Linked DNA regions of Mus musculus: region 2 is linked to region 1. A link is a loop called in an ENCODE intact Hi-C map of the cell type or tissue named here. Cell type or tissue: left cerebral cortex. All regions are shown on one strand. Each heading gives the region's core, and the rest is flanking DNA. Links, peaks and the distances in the headings are about the cores only. Region 1 overlaps Usp29 (ubiquitin specific peptidase 29). Region 2 overlaps Usp29 (ubiquitin specific peptidase 29).

Region 1 (12,222 bases), core at 2,651-10,650:
AATCAAGTCTATGTTGCTCTTGCAGAGTGTCTCATTTCAGTAACAGAAGTGACACTAAGACAACCACTGTGGCCCTCCAACACCTCTGCTGCTACTGCCGCCAACAGCCACAACTTGTATGACCATTCAGCTCGACGTCCTTGCCCCTCCCACCTTCTAGAAGATTCCTCTTTCCCTTCTCATTCACAGCTGTCAGTTATTTCTCTTGAGATCCGTAGAAAAAGATGAAATCATACAGAAAACAAAATGATCAGTGTTTTCCCCAGACTCCACAACAATCTTTTCTACAACAGGAACATTTTATTAAAATTGGAGGCGGGATATATGCCGAGCTGGGCTGTTTTACGAACTGCATGTATTTATTTATTATTTATTTTTCAGAGCTTGGAAAATTCCATGCTCAGAAGCTCTTCCCTCAAGCCCCCCCCCCCATCTCTCCTGAGCTGAGGTTTCCATGACAACAGCCTGAGCTTGCATCCATCACCCGCATCAGGTAAAGCAGGAGGACAGAGAGTTCCTAATGTTGAGATGTTTTGATGCAGATGTGGGGAGGGTATCATGGTTGGCTCAAGCCCACTTTACCCCTCAACTCCAAGTTTATCTAAGGCTCCCTGTTTCAAACTCAGTCTCATTTGGAATAGGTCCCTGCATCCTGTTGTCAGTTTCTTGTCAGAGGAAAGCAACACCCATACCCAGAGGCAGTTATGAGGGGAGGGTTTGATGTTCCTGGTGCTGGAGAAGGAATTAGGGAACGCAGCACTACAGACATACAGTGTGTACTAGACAGGCTCTAATCCAGTGGTTCTCAACCTTCCTCATGAGGTGACACTTTAATACAGTTTCTCCTGTTGTGGTGACCCCCACCCATAAAATTATTTTCACTGTTACTTAATAACTGTAATTTTGCTACTGTTATGAATTGTAATATAAATACTTGGTATGCAGGTATCTGCTATGGGACCCCTGTGGGGTCATGACCCACAGGTTGAGAGCCACTGCTCTAAGAGTTTCTGATGAAAAGTCCTTATGGAGTCTAAGAATCGCCATAGTCTGTCTGTCTGTCTGTCTGTCTGTCTGTCTATCTATCCATATCTCCCTTTTTGTCTCTCTGTCTCTATCTCTGTCTCTGTCTCTCTGTTTAGCTATGTAATGTGGCTGGCTGGCCTGGAACTTCCTATGTTGACCAGGCTGGCCTTGAACTCAGAGAGATCCACCTGCCTCTGCCATCCAAGTGCTGGAATTAAAGGTGTGCACTACTGTGTTCAGCCAAGAATCTGCATTTCTAACAGACTTACACTTTTTCTCTTTATTTCTGACAGTTTCACACTTAGGTAATGTGCTGTGGTCCCGTTCACCCACATTATCCACTCTTATCCTCCTTCTGCTCTTGATCCCATCTTTCTTGACAGCGAGTTTTTAGTTTGTGAGGTGGTCACAACCACTATGTGGTCATCACTGTGACAGCCATGTTATGTCCACAAAACAGCTCTTCATGGCACACCCCCTTATTCTCTGGCTCTTAGAATCTTTGCAGCTTCTCCTCTACAATATCGCCTAGGCTTTGAAGTGGAGGGGGAAAGGGGAATAGATGCCTCATTTAGGACTAAATACCCAACAGTCCCTCGTTCTTAGAGTTGTGGCCAGTTCTGAATCTCTGCCTTAGTTGTTACTTCCTGCAAGCAGGCTGAGAATTTAAGAAAGAACCAAAGGTTACTGGTATGTTTCCCCGTCCCTACATACACACACACATAGACACACACACACACACACACACACACACACACACACACACACACACACACGCACACCACTTCACCCCAATACTCATTTACATATGTATATGCTCATGAATATAAATGATTCCTACCCTAAGGAGCAACAGGTCCCAGAGGTAATTACAGCTGACTTCTTTGCTTAACTCATGCCAACAGTACTTTTTGCTATACAAGTATGGAGAATCAGAGGTGGGCTGTTTTCTGGGTAGAGAGGAGCTGCCTCTGGGGCCTTTCTTTGGGATTTAGCCATACTATATTTTGAGTCTTGCACATACTGCCTGTAGGAAATGCAAACAATTGTTTCGAATATATATGCGTAGATTTATAAGACAGACAGACAACACAAAGAAATAAAGCTGTAATTCTCATCTCCCTAGCTATGGTTTCAGCTTAGGATGTAATCTGAGTTTGTGAAGCATTGCCCTGAGTCTAACAGTGATTGTGGATAGGAATCTGAAATGTGTGTGCAAGCATCCAGTTTGGGATGAGAACATCAGAAAATGAGGCAGCCTGCATTTCACCTCTACCCACTCACCCCCAGCCCCAAAAGAGAAAACGAATGGAAAAGCTAAGAAAGACAGACTTGGAAGGATATAGCTGGTAGTCCTGACTGCTTTTAGGGTTTGGAAATGCTTGTCTTCCCAACAGAGGCCAATTGAGATACGTCCAAGAAACCCAACCGCTTCCTGCAGGGGAGGAGATGTATGTATTGCTTGGTTTGTTGCCGAGAGCCAAGCTAAATGAACCACGGTGAGTCCATGAACTAAGTACAATCTGTCGACGGGGGCCAGGAAACAAAGTTCAAAGACTCCTTTTTGAAGAGCACAAGTTTCCAATTAGAAACTTGCGCATTCCTGATCAGCCCAGTCACAATTCAGACCTGGCCTAACCCCTTCCCTAAATGGAATCAGGGGTCTTAATGAAGACTAACGTTTCTGAGAGCAGAAACAGTGAGTGTTTCTTTCTTTCTTTTTCTTTTTTTCTTTTTTTGTCCAAGCACTCTTTTGAGAGTATGTGTGTGATCCATGAGGAGGGAAATGCTGTATTCAAAGCAATCCACAAATTAACAAACATAAAGGGGTATTCACTGTGATTACATAAAACTGAAAAGGTTGGACCCTGAAAAGTTTGAACGAATAGCCTCCTGGGTGAAATTGTCGTATTGGCTAATCTAAAGAATTCTAATCACTTTCCCAAAGAGCCTAAGTGGGTCCAAAAGCTAAACATCATGGTGAGTTCTTTGGCTAGTAGATAGCCTCATGCCTCTAAGTACATGGGCAACACAAACTGGAATCAGTGAGCTAAAAAGAAGGGCAAGAATTTGATACCGGCTTGGTCTACAAAGTCTACAAAGTGAGTTCCAGGACAGTCACAGAGAAACCCTGTCTTGAAAGACAACAACAACAAAGACATTTTGGGGAGGGAGGAGTAGATCCAGGAGGAGTTAGAGGGGAGAGAGAGGTGAATATAATCAAAATATATAGTATGCATGCAAGAAATTCTCAAAAAAGGAATTAAAATATGATATTAAAATATTAAATTAAAACTATTTAGTCCTCCAGGAATCTGAAAGAGAATTCATAAAAGAGAAAATGTATGACTTTTGAGAAATAGGAGCAGATTTTCTAACCTACTTATCTTTTTATGTACATTTCTATTCATAAGGTGTGTGTGTGTGTGTGTGTGTGTGTGTGTGTGTGTGTGTGTGTGGTGTTAGCCCATGCATGTGTATGCCACGTGTAAAGGACAGAGGAAAGCTTTCATGGAGTTGGTCCTCTCATTCCACATGCACTTGGTTCTGGAACCTGAGTTCAGGTTGTCAAGCTTACATCATAGAGGGTTAAGGCCTTGAGCCATCTCTCCAGACCCTACAATCTACATACAATCCAACAATTGACGCCTAAGGAAGCAAACCAAGTATCTATGGGTGAATGGTGAAATGGTTACTTTATGTATCAACTTGACACAATGTAGAATAGCCGAGTAAGAGTCTCAGTGAGGGACTCCCTAGATCAGCTTGGCCTGGTGAGGGATTTTTTGAATGTGGGCAGCGCCATTTAGTAAGCCAGGTCCTGGGATGAACGGAAAGGAGACAATGAGCTAAGTACTAGTATTATGTGTTGCTTCGAGGCTTCCTGCCCCTGACTGTGGGTGTGACGTGTGTGACTAGCTGTTTTCAGTTCCTGCCTTGACTGCCCCACAGTGAGGAAGTGTAACCTGGAATTGTAAGCTTAACAAACCCTTTCTCTAAATTGCTTTAGTAAGGGTATTCTAGCATAGCCACAGAAAGGGAAACCAGGAGGATGAAGACAAATGAAATGCTGTCTATTCATACACTGGAACAAAAGGGAGTTCTGACACAATGCTGAGCAGGTGAGCCCTGGAGATACTACTGCAAAGGGAAAGCAGACAGTCAAGCACACAAAAAGATACATCCTGCATGCTTTCACTTACGTGCAGTACCTGGAGGTGTTAAACTGGAGACCACAGAAAGTAGAATAGTAGTAGTGTGGAGAGGGGAGGGAGGTGAGAATACAGAGGAAAGGAAAGTGTTCCATGGGCTGTCTTGGTTTCTTTTCCTGTTTCTGTGATTAAATACTCTGACAAAAGCAACTTAAGAAAGAAAGGGTTTATTGCATCTCACAGTTCGAAGCATGATCCATCATGACAAGCAAGCCAAGATGGCCAGAGCTTGAAGCAGTTGTTCATCCACAGTCCAGGACAGAGAAGAGTGGGCACATGCATGGTTTCTTGTGTGTGGACTGAGCTTGCTCAGCTCAATTTTTTCTCTTGAATACAATTCCCTGCCTAGGGAATGTGTCACTCACAGTGGCTGGGTCTTTCAATGTTAATTAACTTAATTAAGCAACCCTCCACAAACACAAGCCAACTCAATACCCACAGTCCCTTATTGAGACTCTCTTCCCAGGCTTTTAGTTTGTGTCAAGTTGACAATCAAAGCTAGCCAGAACAGTGGCAGAATCTACTTGTCCAGACTTTTAAACAAAACAAAACACCCCCAGTAACAAACTGTCATGCTCTACCAGAGGAAAACACAATTGACAGAGTTGGCAGAGGTGAAGGGAAGTCAGACCCCTTTGAACGGAGTTTAGCTGGGTAGGGGATAGGCATAATCTTTTTGGGAAGCATTTTAGCAATGAGCATCCAGGCTTTCACACACTCTTTTAATTGGTCATTCTGTTTCCAGTCCAAGGTTAACATGTAACTCAGGAAGGCTTATATATCTGCAGGAAAACATTGTAAGACTGTGAACGAGAGTGGAAACTCAGAAGCCATCGCACAGAACGCATGTGCAAGCAGAGTGTCTGCTGCATGCTGCAGTGTGACGCAGCATTTTAAAGCCAGGAGAAGGTGGCTCTTTTGAAAACGGAACACAGAAAGGGGATTGGATGTCTGCATTGAAGAATGTCACTTGTTTCTGTAATATATGTTATAGTGATAAATACCATGTGTTGTTTGAGCTCACAGTGAAGCTGGCTCTGGGATTGGGGTTGGCCTCTCCTGTTTCAGACTCAAGCATGTTTGGCTCAAAATCTCTTCCAAGGCCCCTTGTCTGAGGCTGTGCTGGCCCCCACCTTTGTGAAAGGGAGGAAAGAGAACAAAACAGGCAAAAAGTAAAAACACTGTGCCCTCGCAGACTCCTAGGAAGGTGACTATTGTTTAATCCTATGATGTAGAAGTGGCTACAATGGAAAAAATAAACCAGAGATTCAGACATGGGAAGCTCGGCCATGGAGAGAGAGAAAGCTCATCAGGAAATGACAGCCTCTGCTTCCCCAATCGGTTTCTCATAGATGCTTTGATACCTGCTTCGATGATGTCATCTCTATCCCCGTTCCCTTCCAAGAATTCCAGCTCACTGCCTCAATGGAGCTTCCCAGTCAATCTCTGTTGGCTCTTCCAATGGCCTGGCTTGATGGTGCTTTGTTTTGCTCTCTGTCTCTCATCAACTCAATACTTATTCTTTAATTTTGGCTTGCTATATATTTAATAAGTTCACTCAGATGAAAATAGAAAATATTTTGTAGATCACTCTCTGGACTTCACCTAATCCACTACTGAAATTTTTATTTGTAAACTCATTGACTACCATATTTAATTAAGTCTATTACTATTGCTGTTGTTAGTTTTTTGGGGGTAGGGGTCTGTTCAGGGTCCGATTACTCTAAGCTGGCTTAGAAAAGCTCTATAGCCAAGGATGACCCTGAACTCCTGATCCTCCTGCCTCCACCTCGAAGGGACTGGGATTACAGACACTCATCTTGGTTAACCCTTTAAAAAGAAGTTAAAAGAGAGCTGGAGGTATAGCTCAGTTGATAGAGTACTTGCCCAGTGTTCACAAAGCTCCGAGTTAAATATCCAGTATCACCAGGTGTGGTGTGGTGGGGGCACACCTGTAATCATGTAATAACAGCATTCAGAAAGTGGGGGCAGGAAGCTCAAAAGCTCAAAATGATCACAGACTGTGGAGTAAATTTTAGGCCAGACCTTTTCTCAAAGAGAGAGAGAGAGAGAGGAACAAATATCTAACAAACCCCCCAAAATTATACCACCAAAATGCATTCACTTACACACATTTTAGACTAGTGCAATCCAACAGGAAGAACACTTCAATCACAAAATCATGCCATCAGCGCAATCCTTGCAACTAAAGCAATAGGCAGCCCCTGTAACTTGTCCTCTGACCTCCACATGTGCATTATGGAGACAAAAATCCTTCTGCATACACAAAATAAATTAATTTTATCTATTTAAAATTTTTGATACAAAAAACACAGAAAATTAAAAACAGAAACCATACACAGACTTGATCAATAAGAAAATTATGGCAACCATTTCAAAACCAAGTTTTGTAATAACACCTCAACCTCTAGTGTATGTGCTCTGATGGAGACACACTTCTGTTCAAAGCAGCCAATATTCAAGTGGCCAGTAAGCCATGAGTGGCCAGTGGCTACCATGAAGGCCAGCCTGGGGGAAAGCATTCAGAGTTGTTTTCAAGAGAATATACATTCACCTTTAGAACCTGGAAAATTCCAGACTCTGCAGCTCTTTCTCCATGGAAACACTGGCTGCAGTTTCCATGGCAACAAGTCCCTGCAATGACTGAGGATGAGGGCTCTTGAGCAACTCAGGGCCAAGTGTCCTGGCTGGGGGATGGGCTCAGCAGTCTCTCTTGTGAACACGAATACACCGGAATAGTATTTGGGAAAGAAAGAAAGAAAGAAAAAAAAAAGGACTGTTGGATAGGGTCGTTGCAAAATAAAATAAATATTGGCTTTTAGGAAATTATTTTATTGCATTATTTACAACATTATTATGTGCTTGTGAGTGTGTTCTGTGACATGTGGGGGGGGGGTGTCAAAAGACAACCTGTGGAGGTCAGTTCTTGCCTTTCACCATATGGAGTCTGGGGATTGAACTTAGATCATCAGACACAGAGTCAAGCCTTCTACCCACTGAATCCTCAGCTCTGTTTTGAGTCCCTGTTTAGCTACCAGAAACCATGAATCTCCCCTAAACGTCACTGTCACAAGCATTATCTACTTCCCATTGATACATGAACACAAAAAAGGAAAGTTGACTGAGCACCTTCCATTTCCAAGACGCCATGTAAGGTGGTGGTTCTCAACCTTCCTAATGCTGTGGCCCTTTAATACAGTTCCTTGTGTTGTGGTGACCCCAACCATAAAATTATTTCTGTTGCTACTTCATAGCTGCAATTTTGCTACTGCTTTGAATTGTAATGTAAATATCTGTGTTTTCTGGGAGTCTTAGGCAACCCCTATGAAAGGATCATTCGACCCTCTGGTTGAGAACCACTGATGTAAAGGAACCTGAATTATAGAAACCAACAGGCAGAAGTCGAGTTCTGAGAGTATGAGACAGATGCAAAGTTCATTCAAGAAGGAATCTCCTCTCATTCATTATTTATTATACAAATAATGAGAGGGTTCACTGAATGCCTGCTACACACCAGACATTATGTTAGAGAGAGGGGTTGTCTAAAAATAGCAATAGAAGCCTTTGTCCCTTTAGATATACCTTGTAACAAGAGAGGTGGGTTGTAAATGAACACAGACAGTGGTGTAGGCATGATGAATCTTAGCACACGTAAGCCAACTAACCAGAGTTTAGTGGGTAAATTTATGTGTTGCCAAGCCTAACTACCAGAGTTCTATCCCCAGGCTCCATGTGGTGAAAGGAGAGAATCCATTCATGAGTTGTCTTCTGACCTTCATACATATGTGATGGCCTGAACACACCCCACAGATAAATACATGCAAAAAATAAAGACGGGTAAGATAAGAGTGAAATGAGAGAAGGTTATTTCAGATAGTCAGAGAACTTTCTAGGGTGACAGCAGCGGTTTGAATGATGGGAATGGGCATGGCGCAGAAAAAGAGCCTTCCAAAGGGCAATCCAGCAAGTGCATGTTGTTTGACACTATTCCTGGGTAAACACGAGCAAATGTCTGCTCACCCCAGACAAGAAACCGTCGGCAGGCCAAATCAGGATACCACCTGTGATAGCTAATTTTGCTTTCGAACTTGACTGCATCTGAGATCCACTAAAACACAAGCTGTTGAGTACTCTGTGAATGACTTCCTTGGTTGAAGACTTCCTTGGTGGCTTACTTGAAATGGGAATTCACCCTAAATCTGGATGGCTCCTTCTGATGGCCATCCAATGACAAGGACATGAAGGAAGGGATCTTTGCTTTTTGCCTTCTTACCCTCACTCTCCGCAGAAAGAATTGTTGTGGCATTCCTTTATCAACAACTCTTGAGATCTCATTATAGACTGAAGGCAAGCAGCTCTTCAGGAGTCCTCTAGACCAACAATTCTCAACCTGTGGGTCACAACCCTTTTGGGAGTTAAACAACTCTCCCATGGGGTTCCCTAAGACCCCTAAGAAACACAGATGCTTACATTTTGATTCATAACAATCACAAAATTAGAGTTATGAAGCAGCAATGGAAATAATTCGATGGGTGAGAATCACCACAACACAAGGAGCTGTGTTAAAGGGTGGCAGCATGAGAAAGCTCAGCATGGTTTGCATCTCACAGAGCTGCAGGATGTATGGGCAGCTGGACAGGTTGGTGAATCTCCTCTCTTCAACAACTCTTACTGTTTATAAAATCTTGGGGGAGTTGAAGGTGGTGGAGCTTCAGCATCTTGTAAGTTTAGGGACTTCCTGAGACTTGAGAGTTGCTTGCTTCCTTAATCCTAAGGAGCCTCTCTTGAGAACTTTCTGAGTGTTAATGAGCTTTCCTCTGAGATAGAATGTTTCAATTTGGAGGAAAGTGCTATGCCAAAGTGCTCTTGTTCTGAGGTTGGAGCTTGCTTAGACCATTCAAAGGGAGAGCAAAAGTGGTGCTGTAGTCGGGATGAAGGGAACTACAGAGAAAGACAAATGGCCTCTCCTTAGTAAGGTGCCATGGTTGAAATGTGTGTCTCCTAATGGCTAATCTTCATTATCAATTTGACTAGATTTGGGATCTCCTAGAAGACCCACCTCTGGATATGTCTCTGTGGGTATTTGTAGAGAGGTTTAGTTGAGGTTGGAAGACCTATTCTGAATGTGAGAACACCCATCCTATTTGGGCTTAGGTTCTAGACTGAATAAAAGGGGAAAAGAAGGTAAAATGCTTGCCACACAAGCATCAGACATGAATTCATATCCCCGGAACCCACTTAAAAAGGAGAGTGTGAAGATTTGTGCTTGTAATCCAAGAGCTGAGGAGATGGGAACAGAAGTATGCCTGGGGCTTGCTGGCTAGCCAGCCTAGCCTACCTGGCCAGTTCAGTGAAAGAGACTCTGTCTAAAAAGAGAAGGTGAGTGTAGCCTCCAGACGGACACCTGAGGTTGTTGCTTGGCCTTCACCAGCATGCCCTCTCCCAACAGAAGCAACAATCCTCCCTCCCACCCATTTTGCAAATTCTGTCTGCACACATGCTGTCATTACAGCATGAAATGAAAACTGTGGGAATGTGTCCTGAGGTTCAACATACAAGGTAAAAAGCCAGGAGAAGAGCAACAGCAATAACTATGGCTAAAAAAAGGTTGTAGTGATATCTGCATGAGCAAACCTACTTTTGATGCCAGCCGTATGTGATTAGATTTCACTTGATATAATCATCTGCGATTTTGTGATTGAGTCACTACCACACTACCCCTTAAGTATTATTTTAGAGTGCATTCTTTCCTACATACAGATACATGATTGCTGAAAAGCAGCCCAGCTCTATCTTCCTTGGAGATAGGTCCTCCTATCTCCAATCCCCTGAATGTAGTGCAAGGATAATAGGTACGCATCACCACATCGGGTTTTCTGACATGTTGGGACTGAACCCAAGGTTAGAATCACTTACCAACTGAGCCACAGTCCTGCCTCTCTATCCTCCTCTCCTCTTTTATTAAAACGAAATTAGCTAATTACATCGCACTTAAATACACCAAGCACAGCTAATAAAGATGATTGCCACCAAATCTGGGGACCTCCATTTAATTGTTTAATCCCTGGGACTTTCCATGGTGGAAAGAGAAACCTGACTCCAGAAAGTTGTTCTACAACTTCCACTATGGCACACAAATGCCCTCAACATTAAATGAGCCAAGGAGGGGGTAGGGCTTAAAAATAATTCATATACCAAAAAGAACCAAAGTTCAAGAATATTTTCAGCCTCAAATATAGTTCTTCAAAGTAAGGGAATAAATGAAAACACCATTGGACAAAACAGATAAAGTAAGAATTATTAGAATTGAAAAGATAAAGGCATAGGAAATGAAAACAACTACAGAAGACATTTTCTTTTAAACGATAAGAACCAAGATCCATCCAAATAGGAAATTAAATTCGTGAGAAACATGGAAACCAGAAGAAAAAAGAAAAGCCAAACCCCAGAAAGTCACTGAGGCTTACGGAAGGAAGCCAGCCCTTCCTCATTTGGATGGACTTGCTGATTTTGATAGGGACTGTGAGCTCTGGTTGGGACCTGCTGAGATTAGCAGTAGTACATTTGGAACTCTGGACAAAGACTAGCTCTTCTCTAGGTTTGTTTTTTTCCACAAGTGTGACTTTTAATAATATTTACAAAAAACACAATACCAGGGTGATGAGCGATGATAAGGAATAGGCTTCTCTGAGAGCCACACTAATCTTTATTACATTCTATTTATTTACTTTTGTGCATACCTCTCTTTGGGTGCCTTGCCACCTCGTGCAAGTCAAAATCTGAAGACAACTTGTGGGAGCCAGTTCTCTTCTTAAACCATGTGGGTCCTAGGGACCCAACTTCAGTATTGTCAGCATTTTTAACTGCTGAGTTACTCAATGTCCCCAGCCTAATTTTTCCAAACACCAAAGTTTGCATATCACTGGGTATTTTGTTTTGTTTTGTTTTTTCGGCAAATAGTTCTCAACCCCACCAGTTCTAAAATTGGGTAAATATCTTGAGAGCCCTCCAACAACAGAAAGACCTGTAGAACATGGACATCTGCATATACCCAGAGGATGCATTATTTAAATAAAAGTTTACTGGGCCAGACAAAAGAGATTATTTATTCTTGAAACACACACACACACACACACACACACACAAAACACACACACACTGAGAGAGAGAGAGAGAGAGAGAGAGAGAGAAAGAGAGAGAGAGAGAGAGAGAGAATAGTTTCATAGAGACATTATACTTACCGAATTAGAATGTCCTGTGAGTATGTTTGACTCAAATGAGTATTTGTAAATAATTCTTTAAGATACTTGGGGAAATATTTACAAAAACAAAGTGACGAATCCAATGATCCAAGCCTAGGCCTAAAGACTGCTTATGTTTTTCTCATCAACACAGAATTTCACAGATTGGGGACTGGAGAGATGTATTAGCAGTTCAGGGCACTGTCTACTGTCTGATCTTTCCAAGTACCCAGGTTCAGTTCTCAAAACCCATTTGGTGGCAAAGAACTATCTATAACTCCTGGCCTCCAAAGCCATTAGGGATCTGTGTAGTATGCATACATACAAGCAGGTGAAGCACTCATACCCATAAAATAAAACAAATCAATCATTTAACAATTAAAAAATTATTAGGTGCTTGTCAGGCTTATTTTTTTCATAACCAGATAACTTAAGGACCTTTTTATAAAAGCTCGTGTTGCTAGCCTGGCTCAGTGGATTTAGGGGGCTTGCCTTCAAGACTGACAGTCTGAGTTTGATCCCTAGGGCCCAGATTTCATAAGAAATAAAAAAGGTTGCTATGTGTTGTCCTCTGTATACCACATGTATGCCATAACACACATTAATGTATTAATACAATAAAAATTTTTTAATTATCAAAAAGCAAAATCATTTATTTGCGACATCATTCAAAAACTAAGGTAAATCTGGGGTGACTGTATCCCACAAAATCATCGTCAGGC
Region 2 (12,222 bases), core at 1,961-9,960, 57 kb after region 1:
GCTAGTACTCTGTTGTGATGGCTCAAGCCAATGAATTCAGCTCGATATCTGAAATTATAAAAAGACAATACTCGATTTACTTCTTCCCACAAGAGAGAGCTAGGCTAATCCGGAGTCTCTCTGAAGCATGGTACTGTTCTATGAAGGGTCTGGGGGCAGCAGAGGACAGGTGCTGTCCAGCTTTCAAAGACAGAAAAGGACTGACATTAACGTCATCTGCAGAAGTGTGGTCTCTGGAGTGAGACCCCGCTGGATTGGTTGGCATGCAGAGGCGTGTTTATCAGACTGAGTCCATCTTTGATGGGCCCGGCTATCCAAAGCAAAGCAATTGTTTGGCTTGCAGAAGCGTGTCCACCGAGGCGAACCGTCATTGATCAGTTGAACGGGGTTGTATCTGATTCTGATAGCTACTTCCTTCCCTGGCTATGAACCAATATAGCTTTTCCTTAGCTCACGGGAACTTTCTTACTCTTGACATACTGTTTTTCAGGTAACTGTGGCCCCAGTATACTGCAGTGGACTGAGCCAAGGACAGCTGTGCATTACTTGAATGTGGGAATGATCATTGTTTCACCATGTGTGCCTTGTTGGGAAATTTGCATGAGAATGAGTCAAGGGTATGCACATGACCAATTTTAACTTTTGTTTACTTATTTTTTAATTTTAAGATTATATTCATGTATTTATTGTGTGCATGTGTACATATGTACATAATATATGTATGGACATACATACACATACGTACACACAGATCTGTGAGGATAAATTGGCACAGGTAAATCTGGAGCCATCAATCCCTCACAGCCTACAATTATGCGTAATTTTCTAAGGAACACTAGAGCCCTTCAGTTTGGAGTTAAAGATGCTTCTGGCCCAGGAGAATCTGGTGTGACCTGGAAGTGACTTGACAGATTCACCCAAAGACCAGAGTAAAGCCAAGCCAAACGAAACCAACCAACCAACCAACCAACCAGCCCAAACAAACAAATGAAAAGCAAAGAAAAAAGTAGAAGAAATAAAATAAAAGTCAGGGATAAGTAAGGTGACTGACTAGTTCTGGAAAGTTCGGTGATCAATGAAGAGAAAGACAGTGTGTGTGTGACAACATGGAGGTGGCTGTTGACCTTGAAGAGAGGGTTTTCGATGGAATGGCAGCAGGTAGACCTGACTGGAGCCAAGCTAAGAGAAAATGTGTGGAGACAATGCAGTCAGCTCTTCAGAAGTGATGTCAGAAGCTGACACAGACCCATGACCATCATCAGCACACAGAGATCCAGGAAGGAAGTGAGGAGAACCTCAGAGGTTGAGTAGGCCACTTGGATTTTGTTCTGATGGAGGTGCACAGCCATACAAGGCTTTGGGCAAAAGGATATGTGTGTGTGTGTGTGTGTGTGTGTGTGTGTGTGTGTGTGTGTACACATGTAATGGCCAGGCTATGCTGTGATAGACAGGGAGAACATAAATAAAATGACATCAGATGCCTGGAGAGACATGTTGGCCACAAGGGCGTGGTCATGAGGATAGACACAGACTTAACATGAGAAGTTGGTGGTCAGCCTTCTTAGGCAAATATGGAGATATGGGGGTAGAGCCCTAAATCAGACTACTCTATCAACCTCCTCCCGTTCTTCTCAGAGTCAAGGGAACAACACTGAGAAGGGGTGGGAATGTGAAGTGCTGTCTTCTGGACATGGCATGGCTGTTACAGTCATGAACTCACAGCAGCTGTGGATACCTGCCGAAGACCTGACCAATATCAAACCACTCAGAATTCCAACACAGAAGGGAGAGGCTATTCCCAAGACCCCACCCCTCACTGAGAACCTACTGGCAATAGGTGACTGCTGGGAAAGGACAGTCAATTCTCTTTGAGGGTATGGTTTTGGTAGCTGACCCATATCTCACAGTCTATTCCAAAATCATAAGAACATGGGTAGACATAATTGAACTCAATGTATAAATTTTTAAAAAAGGACATGAATATGGGAGGGAGATTTGTGTGTGTGTGTGTGTGTGTGTGTGTGTCTGTATGTGCCCAAGGAGCAGTCTCAAACAGTCCACATGGAACTGAGAGTCCACAGGAGCCTTCCAGCCAACATCCTCACCTCAGTATGGCCCCTTCATTTCTGAGCTAAATGCCAGGTTGGGACTGAGACATGTCTCCCTTGCTCCCTAGTATGCAGAGCTGGGTGTGTGGAGGGGAGGGGAGATAGTTCTGCTTAGAAGAGCTGTCCACATAGTTTCATAAGAATTCCAGAGACGCAAAGTTCCCAATCAGCAAGAGACCACCCCTGCCTGCTACTGATTTTCTGGATCAAACCCTAGTTCCTTATTCTTACCAAATTGTTTGCCCATTTCGGGAAACTGATAATCTCCCGTCACACAAAGGCTCTCCATTTTACAGTGGCTAACACAGAAAATGGTCCCAAGTCATACCCACTGCACTAGATTTCAAACTATACCCCAAACAATATAAATATTTTCACTGGGATGGTGAGATGGCTCAGTGGGTCAAGCCTGGTGACCTGAGTTTAATCCCCAGAAGCCACAGGGTAGAAGAAGAAAGCCAACACCAGCACACTGTCCTCTGGCCTCCATGCACAGGCCCACAGAATGCATGCCCTTCCCCCACCACACACAGTAAATAAAAATGGAACTAACTATTTAAAGGAATAAACTTGTTATTTTTTTAAACATTCACGATTATGACCTTGTATCAAAGTACAAATACACACATACATATACATACACACATACAAATACACAGTGGTGAGTTTTTTGTTTGTTTGTTTGTTTGTTTGTTTGTTTAAAGCGTTTCATGAGCTGATAACAATGTAGCTCCCAGAAGTACTCAGGTAGAAGAATTTTTAAGTCAAATGTCTTCCTGTGCTTAAAAACCTCCTACTCTCTCCTGGGGTGTTGTGACAAACTGGGCTTCCAGCTAAAGCACCTCAGAGACCTTTGCAGGATCCAACATGGATTTTTCAGAAAGGTCACAGAGAATGGGTTAAAGGTACAAATGCCAGAGGAGAGGACGTGTGGCAGGAGTCCAAGGCGAGGGTGTGGTGGCCTTCACTATGTTGGAAACAGTGGGGTGAAGGATGAGGAACAAATTATTTTAGGAGACAGCACCAGGGAGCCTGGTGATGGATGGGACATAGCAGGTGTGGCAGGGACAACACCCATGTTCCTGCCCTGGGTCCCTAAGACAAACTATGGTTAACAATGTGTGGATACTAAGTCCTCTCCGAGTCAGAGTCTGATGGCCACTTCAATTCTGGAAGGAGGTAAAGTATTCCCTGTCCAGCAGGAAAGACATTAAGTTCGGAAAGTAGATTTTTGTTGTTGTTGTTTATTTGTTTTTGTTTTTGTTTGTCCCTTGTGGGACTCCATGAAAGTTCCAAACGGTTCAAAAGTCAGGGGAAGGTTTGAGGAGATGGCTGGAATGGTAAAAGACTGGCTTTACCGTCTTGCTTTACATGAGGTCCTGAGTTCAAGCCCTCAACATCCACATAAAAAACTCAGCTATGGTGACAAAGCTGTACCGGATCTCAGAACTAGAGGCAGAGTCAGGAGGATCCCCGAGGCTCATGGGCCAGCTGGTCCAATGGAATGTGTAAATCCCGATTCAGAGTCTCTCAAGACCCTGTCTCAAAGTTAAAGAAGACTTCTGGTGTCAATTTTTAGTTGACACAAGGTAAAGTAAGTCTGTGACACAGCCCTGGGGTCCCAGCTTCTGGGGAAGCTGAGGTAAGAGGGTCCCAGGTGCCGCTACCCACTGGGCAATCTTGCCTGCATCAGCTTGATAGTTTATTCAAGGGGAGGAGTGATGAGATCAATTGTGTTGTTTTTTTTTTTGTTTTTGGTTTTTTTTTTTTTTGTTTTTCGAGACAGGGTTTCTTTGTGTAGTCCTGACTGTCCTGGAACTCACTTTGTAGACCAGGCTGGCCTCGAACTCAGAAATCCACCTGCCTCTGCCTCCCAAGTGCTGGGATTAAAGGCATGTGCCACCACGCCCGGCTCTAATTGTGTTTTTTACCAGAAATTAAGATATCAGACTTATCCATGTGGAGACCCCAAGAGCTAGCGGAAATAATACTTAGGAAGTCAGAAGAGAGTGGGTTTCAAGATTGGTTCAGAAGCCACATGGGAAGCCTGTAGGTATTGGCACATGCCTTTAATCCCAGCACTCTGGAGGCAGAGCCAGGCAGAACTCTTGAGTTAGAAGTTCCAGGACAGCCAGGGCTACATGGAGAAACCCTGTCTCAAAAAAGCAAAAAAAGAGAAACCACGTGGAAGATTCTGATTCCTTCTCCTGAAAGGGATCCAATACAAAAACAGTTTTGATGACCCTCAAAACTAAGGCTCTTAAAACCTTCCAGGGACCACAGGAGGAGGTAACTTGGTAGAAGAACCAAGGACTACTGGAGGAGGTCGCTTGGTAGCTTGACCAGCATGGAGGAGGTCCTAGGTCAATTTCTGGTAACAGACACAAATAAGTAAAAAAATAAAACCTTACCAAACCAGAAAAACTTGTCTAAGATCAAAGATGTGACCCTGATCAGTTTACTATTTCACAATTCCCTCCTCTAAGTCTTGTCCAAATGACAAATTCTTAAGAAGACCAGACAGATGATCTAGCTGACATGGAGCAAGAAGGAATGTCCATAGAGCAAAGACTAACAGTGCAAGAGACAAGACTTTGACTTTGTTGTGACCACAATAGTTATCTACCTGGATGGATATTCATCCCTCTAGCAGGGAGAGAATATACCACTTGTGAATGGATTGGTGAGCTCAGAAAAGCAAGAACACCATGCAACAAAGCATTATGCTGATCATTTTATCAATGTTTCTAAAGAGGCAAGGAATTGGCAAACTATGACCCATGAGTCAAAATGTGTTCATAGTCTGTTCTTGCAGGATCCACAAGCCATGATTTTCTTGTTTGTCTGTTTGTTTTTGAGATAGGGTCTCTGAGATAGTCAGAGTGGGCATGGCTTAAGAATGGAGTAACCAGGGTCTAGAGATGGCTCAGTAGTTAAGAGCACTTGTTCTCAGAGAGGAACTGGGATCAGTTTCCAGCACCCACATGGCAGCTCACAACTATCTGCAACTCTAGTTCCAAGGGAGTCAACACCTTCTGGCTTCTGAAGCCATACATGTGTTATACACATATGCAGGCAAATAGTCATATTCATAAAATTATTTTTAAAATCTTTAAAAAAAAAATGGAGTGACCAGGTCAAATTTGAGCCATTTTCTTCAAGATGGCTCTTGTCACATGACCCAGAAGGAAAGGAAGCAGTCCTAGGCAGAATACTGCAATAACAGAAATTGTGTGTGTCTGTGTGTGTGTGTGAGAAGGGGGTGGGGGGGAGACAAGAGACTGAGACAGAGACAGAGAGGGGTGTATGTGTGAGTGTGGGCATGTGCCCGGTGCCTTTGTAGAGACTGAAGAACAACTTTTGTTCTGGTCTATCCTTTCCACCTCATTTTTGAGGAAGATCCTCTTTTGTTTTTGTTTTGTACTATGTTGCATGCTGCATACTTAATGTTAGCTGTCCAGCAAGCTTCCAGGAGAGTCTCTTATTTCTGTTCCTCATCTTGACAAAAGGAATACTGGGATTACAGATGTACAGATTTTTTTTTTTTTTTTTTTTTAAGCATTCTGGTATTGAGTTCTGGTCATCAGACTTGAATGGCCAGGGCCTTTTACCTACAGATCCATCTTGCTAGGCCCGGACAGATTATATTTATGACTATTAATTATACTGACTATATGTCTGGAGTTTTTATTTACTTCAGTTAATAAATTCTTCTTTTTATTGAGGCCAAATTGAAGTTAAAAATCTTGCTTTAGATCCCAGGTCATTTATGTATTTTCCTCTTTTTTTCCCTGGTGACAGTAAATTCTATGAGACAGATGGGAAATATATTTTGTTCACTGGTATAGTCTCCTTGCCTAAAACCATGTCTGACATTGCAAACATTGCTCAAACATTGTATGTGAGTGGTTTTATTATTCATTTGGTACTGGTCTCACCCCAATCCCAGCAGTCTCATTTCCATGCAATACAATGTTTGGCTTCATTTTAACTCGTTTCTACATGCCCCAGACCCTAGTATATATTTCATATGTAATAGCTCCCTTGTACCATAAGAAATAAGAGACTAGATGCCACATCTGTTTTAATCCTGTGGACCCAGCATGGCCTAGCATACAAAACCCCATTCCCTAATCCTCATTGGTAGAATGGTAGACTAAATGGATTGATAAATGGTAAACTGGAGTGAAGTTAATGCCACTGTGGTTGGTAGAAGCTTCTGGAATGAGAATCTGTGACTGTATAGGGTCTACAAATAGTAGCCAACTTTCTCCAGATCTGGAGAGAGCAACAGAATTCTTGCATAAGCTAACAGTGAGTTAGTCAGGGATTCAGGGAGCCCTCCCTTCCCCCACCAATTTAGGTTGTCTCCAATTGTTCTGGCTTAGACCCTTTCAAGAGCTGTTAGCTGTTGTTAGCCACAGAGTCAGGTTCACTCTATTACCATGGAAACTGCAGCTGGAGTGGGAAAGGAAGGGATTGAAATTTTCCAGCTCTTCGACAGGCTGGGAGGAGGTAGGAGGTGGGAGAGGAATCTGACCAGCATACCGTCCTCGTCATCTTCTCGGGTCTCAAATAAACTTAACATTCAATGTTTAATGAAGGTATGAGACCAGAAGTCATTCATGTGCACATTTTCTCTCTCTGTCTCTGTCTCTCTTACACACACACACACACACACACACACACACACACAAAATTAAAAGAAAAAAATTAAAACAGGATGTAGTTCCAAGCAGCCCAAGCTTATAAATTGCTGGGCGTTTTGTTTTGTTTGTTTGTTTGTTTGTTTGTTTGCTTGCTTGCTTTTGGTCAGGCCCAGTTTCTGAGCTCCCTTGTAACTGTGTGGTTGTTTGGAGGCGCATGTTTATCCATTCCCTTGCAATACAGCTTTCTTTTCTCCTCCAGTTCTTTTTCTAAAAGTATTAAGGCCGTCTTCTCTCTCAGACTTAACAGTTGCATTGCTGTATTAGAGTGCTAGACAAAGTACAGGACAGCCAGCAGATCCAAATTGGACATCATTCTTGTGTGTGTGTGTGTGTGTGTGTGTGTGTGTGTGTGTGTGACTGTTTATGCAAAATTCAAATTTAGCTGGGCTAGTCTGTGTTTCTTTTGTAATTTCTTAAATCTGGATGCCCTAGCTCTCACACTACTTTTTTGCTGCTTTGCAGCAGAGGCAACATTGGTTTTATCAACTCCTCTATAAGACCGTTCACCATCCAGTAGAACAGTAGACCACCGAGTCTCAACCTTCCTGATGCTGCCACGCTTTGATATAGCTCCTCATGTTGTAGTGACCCCCCACACACCATAAAATTAACTGTAATTTTGCTACTGTTATAAGTCATAATGTCATAAGCCTTTGGAGATAGAGGCTTGCCATAGTGGTCAAGACCCACAGGTTGACAACTGCTGACGTGGACTCAGGCCTTAGTCACTGGGAGAATAGTTATTGACTGGGTTACAGATACGGTTCAGTTGACAGAGTGCTTTCCTAGAATGAATAAAATCCCGAGTTGGACCCCCAAGACTCAGGATGAGCAGGTAAGATGATCAGAGGTTCAAAATCATCTTGGCTATCATAGCTAGTTTGAGGCTTGCCTAGACTTCATTAGATTTTGTCTTTTAAAAGAAGAAATGGATGGTCGGTGGTACTCACCATTAATCCCAGCATTATTTTAATCTTAGGAACTACAGATGAAATGCTAACATTATTACTCTGTACAAAACACATGAAATACTAACACGCTGAACAAATAATAGCATGAGATTAAAAATTAAGTTACTAACACATTTCATTTAAGATTCACTATGTAGTCAGGTGATGATGGTGCACACCTTTAATCCCAGCACTCAGAAGGCAGATCTTTGAGTTTGAGGTCAGCCTGGTCTATAAAGTGAATTTCAGCACAGCTAGAAATACACAGAGAAACCCTGTCAAAACAAAACAAAACAAAACAAAAACAAAAAACAAAAACAAAACAAAACAAAAAAACCCCACAAAATAAATAAATAAATAAAGTAAAATGAAAGAAAGAAAACAGAGAAAAAACCCATGTCACTGAACACCTATTCCCTCAGATCCTTGGGTATAATACATAGAGGCCGTCAGAGGAATTGGTGAGGAGCCTATAGCTAAGGGCATGTGCAAAGACCGGCAGCCTGACTTGGAAGTAGACGGGAAAGCTGGGTCAAGAGACATGCGCAGAGCAGAGTAACTGAGAAACTTCAGCTCATAGGCTTCCAAGCAGGGAGATACCTCATGTGGCTGCCCTCAGCAGCCCATTGGGAGGCAAGGATTCAGTTGATGACAGCACAGCCCAAGTTCCCTAAAGGTTAAAAGATCCTAGATCCAAAGAGTAAAGAACAGAGAAAGCCCAGGCAGGGCCTTCTCCTGGGGTACCCCCACCCACGCCACGCCAAGTACCTTTGCGCTACAACTGCTGTGTTCTCTCTCAGAACTTGGCGTTCCTAATTAGCATCGACCAGAGGAGGAGAAGACCCTAAGAGGCTTAGCGAGGGGTCTGAGGATTCTTTGCCAAGGTAACTGACCTTTAAAGCTTTATTGAGATTTGATTCACGGAAGTCAAAACTGCACCAAGCATACAACTCAGTGTTAATGCTTCAAGGAAATTTATAAAGTGGTAGTTCCTTGCTCTCGACCTCTTTCCGGATCAGCTGTGGGTCATCGCCAGCATTTGCTCTCAGAACACCTCCACCCACCCCTCACAGGAAAAAAAAAATCCCCTTTCTACCAGCCCGTTTGTGTGGGTTGTGACTCCCAGCCGCAGGGAAGCCTCCATCCGTTTGTCTTTAGGCTTTCCATTCCCAGCATCTCATAGAAGTGTAATCTTCGCTATTTACCATCCCTTCTTTTAACTAATCAAGGTTGCAGTTTTATCAGGAGTTTGGTATCCCTCTTAAATGGTTTGAGAAGCTCAGAACTGCACTGCAGGGGATTCAGGTGAGTTGTGGGGAATACTGAGTGTGACTAGAGAACGGAGGGCTGTCCCCACCCCCCACCCCCAGTCTACTCCCAACCCCATCCTCAAGTGTGGCTTCTTTGGCCAATTTCTCTTTACCCTGGATTGAACACGTTTGTTATTTTTTATTTTACTGTCGGGAAGACTGTTAAGGATGCTCTCTTAGTTCTCTGCCTGGCTTGGCTTTAGATCTAGGCCCTCTCCCTTGCTAGTAAAGCAACTCTCGTGTCTTAGTTCTCGGGGAACAGCGGTTTCTGGATTAAACGAAGAGAAAGTGACTGCATAGATTCAGCCATGTGGCTGAAAACATTTCCTCTCCGTTTCCTGCGGGGATTCTTGCTTCCATCTGTGCATTCATCCACCTATCAACCTCTTCATGAACTCACAAATAAAATAAAATTTAAAACCAAACCAAAACAAAAAACAGGCTGGATGTGATGGAAAATGCTCCTAGTCCCTGCACTTGCTAACAAAGGCAGAAAGTTCTCTATTAGTTTGAGACCAGCTTGGTCTACACAGAGACTTCTATGCCAGTCAGGGCTATATAGGAGACCCTGTCTCAAAAACAAACAAACAAAAAGAAAAGGTAAAATCCTCACCAAGGCTCCATGGCTTCAAAATGGCAATTTTAACTGTATAGAAGTCTAGTGAGATATAGAAAGTTTGGAACGGAGCAAGTTTTTGAGTGGTTATATTAATCTAGCTGTGGGATAGTTTTACTTATGAGCTCACTATCTTAAAAGTATAACCTTTCTGTTAATTTTTGTGTGTGCATGTGTGTGGGTACATGCCTACCACAACATGTAAATAGAGGCAGGAGGACAACTTTCAGGGATTTCTTTCTTCTTCCATTGTATGGGGACCAGGGGATCAAACTCAGGTCGCTAGACTTAGCAGCAAATTCTATTACCCACAGATCTATCTCATCTACCCATTTAGACAGGGTCCCTAGGCCAGGGTGCCCTCCTTCCCCCATCTAGCTAGGCAAGTGTGACCCTTACGTAGCCGTCTCCATTTTGTGCTGTGCTGGAATCACAGGCCTACACTGCTATGTTTGGTTGTACGTAGTGATGAGGATCGAACCCAGGGCTTTGAACATGTTAGACAAACATTTTACCAACAGATCTATACCCCTAGCTAGGATCCTGTGTTTGGGAAGAAAAAAGAAATGGTGGTATTACATTTTGTTAATAAGCTCACTTTAAAACAAACAAACAAACAAACAAAAAAACCAGTCCAGGTCAATTTGTAATACAAAATTATTTGCTCACTTGCAGTTGATGGAAATTTAATCCTCCATCCCCCAAGATTATTTTCATAATTTTGGTACTTAATGTTTTTCTAATAACAGCTGTTCAACTCTGGAAATGAGGTGTTTGCTTTGTGCATGCAGGTTTACTTGATATAATCAAATGCTAGAGCATAAAGAGCGTACATAGTCTGTGGAGGTAGAAACATGGGTTAGAGTCCCAACTTCTCTTCTTTTTCTTAACCTTTTGAGGCCCACCCGGGGTTCATCCACAGAAGTGGGTAACAATGGCAGGCTACCTTCCCTGGCTGTCAGGGGGATTAGCTAGAAATGTCTGACTGAGCTCAGCACCTGGCAGTGGAGGGGACATTGCGCAACTGTCAGCTGTTGTTATTTTCATTATGCTGAGTTCCTTCCAATTAAAATCACTCGGGGATCATAAACCGCTGTGAACCAGTTAATTAAAACGAACTGGGAAGAACTCCACTGGTTTCTAGGCCTTGGCACGCTTTGTGGGACGGATGAGTTATCTGTTCCTTGAAAGTTGGAAGGAAGTTTCTGCTCCTACTAAAGTCACCATTTCCAGGCATGCCTTTTCCTCCCTTTTGAGGGGTGGGGTGGGGAGATACTTATTAAAATAGTCCCCTGACATTTAAATTCGAGTTTTAAATTTTAATCCTAAGAATGGGGTCAGCCAGCTCTTTCTGTAAAAAACAAAATGGCAAAATTTCAGACTTCATGGCACATGCAGTGCCTTATTTCTTAGGAATTATTTTAAAATTGTGTGTGTGTGTGTGTGTGTGTGTATACAGGCCGAGTACCAATTGACTGCAAAGGGTACGAGATGTTGTTAGATTTTTGGAACCTGAAGCTACCAGGTGGCTTTGAGCTGACATGTGGGTGCTGGGAATTGAACCCAGGTTTTCTGGAAGAGCAGCCAGTGCTCTTAATCACAAAGTCATCTCTACAGCCTTACAATCTGGGTTCTAATGGTGACCAATTACTTAACCATTGAGCCATGTGATTTTAGAGCCCGTACCCAAGGCTCTCTGTATCTGTTCTCCTCTGTAAAATGGGATTTACTGGTCATAACTACTGTAGACTGGTGTCATGCGGGTTTGGTAAGTGAACAGCTATAAAGTGCTTAGAACTGTGCCTGCCGTTTATCAGTCATTAGCTTTATTACTTCAAAATAAGGTATATTCGGGGTTTCACGTGCCTGTGCTAGGTTATTAAGATCTCTCTCTCTCTCTCTCTCTCTCTCTCTCTCTCTCCCCCTCCCTCCCTCCCTCCCTCCCTCCCCTCTCCTTTTGATGCTCTTAAGATGTATAATGTATGTGAATTATTCCTTGGGAGGGTGGAGGAAGTTGTCTATAAGCTGACAAGGGCTTGGAGCACATTTTGATGAAGGCATTCCTTTGACATTGCCAAGTTCTTAGAATCTACCTTTCCAGAATGATACATTTCATTATGGCTTTCAAATTTAATAGCCTAGAAATGTACCCAGTGGTTATTGAAGACTTCAGGCATCTGGCAGATTTGGAATTCATTCCGAGACCTGCCATCCACACTAACTTGTAACCTGGAGGGGGATTAAAAAAAAAAAGAATAAAAGACAGTAACCTTTCAAGGCTCACCTCTCTACAATAAAAGATGGACAGAAAGAGCAGTTATGCCATAGAGTTCTTACAGCAATTAACTACACCGTGTATAAAGAGTCTGGGATGGGGGCGGCTTACACATTGTAAAATTTTAATAAGTGATAGTTATTATTTTTACTATCCTCCAGGGCATTCACTCAGGAAGACCCATTTAAGATTAAAAGCCATTTGCTGGGTTCTTAAATGAACAGTGGTCTCCTCTTACTGTAGGTCTGAAGTGT

Evidence for each region. Hi-C counts contacts between places; a loop is a spot of excess contacts. Peaks named below come from ENCODE experiments on the same cell type or tissue, not always from the same donor. Only the 100,000 strongest peaks of a DNase experiment are listed, where the experiment ranks them.
Region 2: it touches region 1 in a loop (2.3-fold over the local background); 2 of 42 quality-filtered maps call a loop at or near these places.

Annotation. Positions count from the first base shown.
Region 1 is chr7:6,805,428-6,817,649 of GRCm38, reverse strand. All of the region lies in intron 2 of Usp29 (ubiquitin specific peptidase 29), which reads right to left. Among named protein-coding and RNA genes, the nearest start is that of Mir3099, 8.0 kb to the right of the region's middle. In left cerebral cortex, for the core only: no CTCF peak of the experiment used is centred there; a DNase peak (open chromatin) is centred at 6,877; H3K27ac peaks cover 283 bases.
Region 2 is chr7:6,747,909-6,760,130 of GRCm38, reverse strand. All of the region lies in intron 2 of Usp29 (ubiquitin specific peptidase 29), which reads right to left. Among named protein-coding and RNA genes, the nearest start is that of Usp29, 23 kb to the right of the region's middle. In left cerebral cortex, for the core only: no CTCF peak of the experiment used is centred there; no DNase peak of the experiment used is centred there.